Linked DNA regions of Homo sapiens: region 1 is linked to region 2. A link is an interaction called in ENCODE POLR2A ChIA-PET data of the cell type or tissue named here. Cell type or tissue: GM12878. All regions are shown on one strand.

Region 1 (2,500 bases), 230 kb before region 2:
CAATGAGTTTGTAATTTCAGGGGTATTTTTCAGTTCAATAGCCTCCTTTCATCCTCTTTTAATAGATTCCAACTCTGTTGACATTCTCTACATTTGCTTCTTTTTTGTCCATCTTCTTCTCTATTTGACATATTAACCAAGTTATTTAAAAATCTTTGCCAGTTCCAATGCCTGGATCACATGTGGGTCTGCTTTTATTTATTTTTTCTTTTATGTATTAGCCCCACATTTCTCCATTTTTTGCATGGTTTATGATTTTTAATTGTATGTCACATATTGGGTATAAAAGAAGGATAGGGGCTTCAAATCTTGTTATTCCCTACAGGAGCTAGTCACTTCGATGCAATTACGTACTGAACTGGGTTGGGGCAGTGTTGGAATTGCAGTAAAATTCAATCCCCTCCTGGTTGTCCTTGTTCCTTAGGAATGGCCCTCTTGGATTTTGGATTGAAAGCCTAGTCAGTCTCTGTCTCTCTCAGATCTTAAAGTTCTGCTCTTCAGAGATTTAAAGGGAGCTCTTTAGCTTCCCAACCCACACAGGCGCAAAACCTGGCAAATACCTTATGTTGGGGAGACCAGCTATTTGTTCACTCCAGGCCTCCTCTCTAAACACTGCAAGACTGTGGGACTTGCCTTCTCAGTCTCCTGCACTGCCTCAGAACTCAGCAAATGTCCCATGGGGAAAACACTCTGCATTTTGTGCTCCTCTAGGTCCTAATCCATAGCAAGTCCTTGCAACTACCAAAAACTGTTCCTTTCTCTCTTCCCCAGTAGAGTCTCTCTGCTTGGGCCAAGTCTGATCCTCATGTCCCAAATGGGCAAATGTTTCAGGGAAGAAAATAGCTGCCTATCACTAGTTCAACTCGGAAGGGCTCTTCCCTCCTTGAAATTTTAGTCCATTCAGTCTTTATTTCTGTGACCACTCTTCATTCTTTTTAAAAATAAGACATTTCGGCCAGGCGTGGTGGCTCATCCCTGTAATCCCAACACTTTGGGAGGCCGAGGTGGGCGGGTCACTTGAGGTCAGGAGTTTGAGACCAGCCTGACCAACATGTTGAAACCCCGTCTCTACTAAAATTACAAAAATTAGCCGCTCGTAGTGATGCGTGCCTGTAATCCCAGCTACTCAGGAGGCTGAGGCAGGAGAATCGCTTGAACCCGAGAGGCAGAGGTTGCAGTGAACTGAGATCGCGCCACTGCACTCCAGCCTGTGCAACAGCGCGAGACTCCATCTCAAAAAAAAAAAAAAAAGAAAAAAAAAGACATTTTCATCTTAGCTGTTTTTTCCCTAGCGGTTGCAATGGGAGTGGTGGCGTGCAGAGACCTACCATATCCTACCTAGCAGAAGTTTTTCAGTTCTGCTTTCTACCATTTCCATTGGAGGTATTATTTCACTTCCTAGTATTTTCATTTAATTACACGACAACACAACTTCCTTTTGTTTAAACAAGTTATATGGCTCACTCTCATCTCTTTCAAAATAGATTTTTGTTTGCTGTGTTTTGTTTTTTTGAGACATAGTTTTGTTCTTCGCTCTTGTTGCCCAGGCTGGAGTGCAATGGCGCGGTCTCTGCTCACTCCAACCTTCATCTCCCCGGTTCAAGGAATTCTCCCTTCTCAGCCTCCAGAGTAGCTGGGATTACAGGTGCACACCACCACGCCTGGCTAATTTTTTTTGTATTTTTAGCAGAGACGGAGTTTCACTATGTTGGCCAGACTGGTCTCGAGCTCCTGACCTCAGGTGATCCACCTGCCTCAGCCTTCCAAAGTGCTGGGATTATAGGTGTGAGCCACTGCACCCAGCTGATGTTAACTATTTCCTGAACTTTCTTGAGGGATGGCCATTTTACTTCAAGGTTTTCATTGCCCTGTTCTGTATTACAAATGTTTCCCACTTTGTTTTTTAGTTATGTTCATACTTCCTTATCTTCTCAAACTTCGCTTTTGGTGATGTTAATATTTCAGATGACTTTTTAGGTTTCACTGGGACTTAGGGGAGGAGGTGAAGGCTCCCCAGTCTGCCATCTTATTCCTCAATAAATTCATCTTGAGAAACAACTCCCTCAAAAGCATTTTCTTCCTCATCAGCCACATCAGTCTTCTTTGAGTGGAACTCTCTTCTCATCTCCTCCTGAATTTTATGCGAGTGTTATACGCATCCATAGTGTCAGCTACTCTCTAATATTCATAAGCCAATGATTCACACATCTATTGCCAGCCTTCATCTCCATCTGGGCTTCCAGACCTATTCATCTACATTTTAAATTAATTATTTATTATTTTTATTTACTTATTTTTGAGACAGGGCCTCGCTTTGTTGCCCAGGCTGGAATGCAGTGGTGTGATCACAGCTCACTGCAGCCTCGACCTCCGAGGCTCAATTGATCCTCCTACCTCAGCCTTCTGAGTAGCTGGGACTATAGGTGTGTGCCACCACGCCTGGCTAATTTTCTTGGTTTTTTGTTTTTTGTTTTTTGTTTTTGTAAAGATGGAGTTTTGC
Region 2 (2,500 bases):
TCTTCTCCTTCCTCGTCTCCTTTTTTTTTTTCTAGACAGGGTCTCACTCTGTTGCCCAGTCTGGAGTGCAGTGGCACCATCTCGGCTCACTGCAACCTCCGCCTCCCAGGTTCAAGCAATTCTTCTGCCTCAGGTGCCACCATGCCCGGCAAATTTTTTTGTGTTTTTAGTTAAGACGGGGTTTCACCATGTTGGCCGGGCTGGTCTTGAACTCCTGACCTTAAGTGATTCGTCTACCTCAGCCTCCGAAAGTGCTGGGATAACAGGCATGAGCCATAGTGCCCAGACCCCCTTTTCTTCTTCACCTGGTGGAAGGGGCTCTTCTTTGCATCCACGAAATGCCAGGTGAGTCAGTCAGCAAACTGCTTGGGAATGATGGGAGCTAGGGCTGCTGTTTTGGGTCTGTTTTGCTCACTTATTTTTATCATTTTGAGGGGTTTCGGGGGTGAGGAGTAAGTGCTCCGCCCCCCACGCCCCACAAGGGATGGGAATTAGGCATGTCAGTCAGTATAACACAATTTTCTAAGTATGTCTCTTTGTTCAGACACCAGTATTTTTTTTTATTTTTTTTTATTTTTCTATCTCCAGTTATTAAGTCACTGCTGCTGTAGGAGTGCCACTTAAGTGCCTGGGTTTTTATTTTTGTCCCCAAGGTACAAAAAGTACTACCAGCCGCGCACAGTGGCTCACGCCTGTAATCTCATCACTTTGGGAGGCCAAGGCGGGAGGATCGCTTGAGCTCAGGAGCTCAAGACCAGCCTGAGCAACGTAGTGAGACCCCATCTTTACAAAAAGTTTAAAAATTAGCCGGGCGTGGTGGCGTGCGCCCGTAGTCCCACCTACTCGGAAGGATGGCTTCAGCCCGGAAGTTCGAGGCTGTGGTGAGCCGAGATCGCTCCACTGCACTCCAGCCTGGGCGACAAAGCGAGACCCTGTCTCAGAATAAGAATAAAAATAAAAGTACTGCCTACTTTCTGAACGCGCTCAGGCGGTGCCGCCTCAGGCGCTGTGGTGGGGCCGCGCACAGGCTGCCTGGGTGATCTCAGGAGGGCGAAGCCCCACGACGCAGGTTTGGGGCGGTCCTGTCCAACCCCCTGCGCATCCCGGGTGTCCAGAAACGCAGGCTGAACGCTGGAGCCCGGGGCGTCCTCGGTGCCGGAAGCGGCCGTGCGGCCGGAGCTCCGGGGAGGGACAGCCGGGCAGAGGAGCCGGGCTTTGGGGTCTCAGCCGTTTGCAGGGGTCCCCGGGCCCCCGTCCTTCCACGCGGAGGGCGTGAAGCGGCGGGGACGCGGCTGGGGAGCCCCCCCCGCGGCGGTGAGGACGCGGCGCCGCTCCCTTCCGGTGCTGCTCACCTGGAAGCCGGAGGCCGCTGGGGGTTTGGGGCGGCTGCACGCTCCGGGGTGGGGGGATGCGGGAGCCCGGTCAGGCCCAGCCGCCTTTCCCGGTGGTGAGGAGCGCTGTGCCGGGCTCCGGGGGTCTTACGCTTTCAGCTGCCGGGCCTGCCCCCGGCCACAACAAGGCCCTGACCCAGCTCTGTCGGGGGACGCTACCCGGCCCTGTCCCACTCCGGCCCAACGCTGTGATCCTAGGGTTCTCAGGCAACGGCCAGGCCGAGGGGCCTGCCATGTCCAGCTCGGGGCTGGGCTGTCACCGCCAAGTTAGATCCGGGCCAGCGCTGTGCTCGCGTTGCTTCACTCATTTGCTCACCCATGCATTGACTGACCGACTCCCCCACCAGGACCTAAGGGTCCGCTGCACCGGGCCAGGGGGCCCATCACCGTCAGCGGATTGATGAATTGCGCTCCCTTTTCAGGGCTCCGTTAGTTTTTGTTTTGTTTTATTTTTAAGACAATCTTGCTCTGTGGCCCAGGCTGGAGTGCAGTGGCGTGATCTTGGTTCGCTGAAGCCTCGACCTCCCAGGCTCAAGCGATCTCCCCGCCTAGGCCTCCAGGGTAGCTGGGACCACAGGCACGTGCCACCACACCTGGCTATTTTTCTGTTTGTTTTGTTTTGTATTGTTTTGTTTTGTTTTGTAGAGACAGGGTTTTGCCATGTTGCCCAGAATGGTCTCTAACTCCTGAGCTCAAGGGATCCTCCTGTCTGGGCCTCCCAAAGTGCTGGGATTACAGGCGTGAGCCACCACACCTGGCCTTTTTTTTTTTTTTTCTCTCAAAATCGCATCACACGCAGCACAGGGGTCCCTTAGTCTCTGCATTTCACCGAAGGTCGGAGATTTTCCTTGATTGTCTTTTCCCGTGGCCAACATCAGGGCTGGTGGCTTTAAGAGTCCTGGGGGACACTTTTCTCTTAAGGATCTGGTAGCTTTCACTCCATTGTCTCAGGCATTGACGGTTGCATGAGAAGTTCACGGTTGTCCTGATTATTAAGATCTTCGGAAATCATCTAAGTTTGAATTTTTTCTGCATGAAATTTGGGAGAAGTCTTTATTTATTTATTTATTTTTGAGACGGAGTTTCACTCTTGTTGCCCAGGCTGGAGT

The links. Peaks named below come from ENCODE experiments on the same cell type or tissue, not always from the same donor. Only the 100,000 strongest peaks of a DNase experiment are listed, where the experiment ranks them.
Region 1: POLR2A ChIA-PET joins it to region 2 with 13 read pairs; 7 of 35 experiments call an interaction of 5 or more read pairs at or near these places.

The regions. Positions count from the first base shown.
Region 1 is chr15:90,896,170-90,898,669 of GRCh38, reverse strand. No RefSeq gene overlaps it. Among named protein-coding and RNA genes, the nearest start is that of MAN2A2, 5.9 kb to the left of the region's middle. In GM12878, no CTCF peak of the experiment used is centred here; a DNase peak (open chromatin) is centred at 1,349; H3K27ac peaks cover 1,578 bases.
Region 2 is chr15:90,664,275-90,666,774 of GRCh38, reverse strand. All of the region lies in intron 2 of CRTC3-AS1 (CRTC3 antisense RNA 1), which reads left to right. LINC01585 (long intergenic non-protein coding RNA 1585) reads right to left here. Exons shown (of 3, transcript NR_120371.1): 3 at 1,821-2,420. Among named protein-coding and RNA genes, the nearest start is that of LINC01585, 5.3 kb to the right of the region's middle. RefSeq lists a silencer at 1,108-1,487 and enhancers at 1,668-1,927, 1,968-2,017. In GM12878, no CTCF peak of the experiment used is centred here; a DNase peak (open chromatin) is centred at 1,014; H3K4me3 peaks cover 1,889 bases; H3K27ac peaks cover 2,500 bases.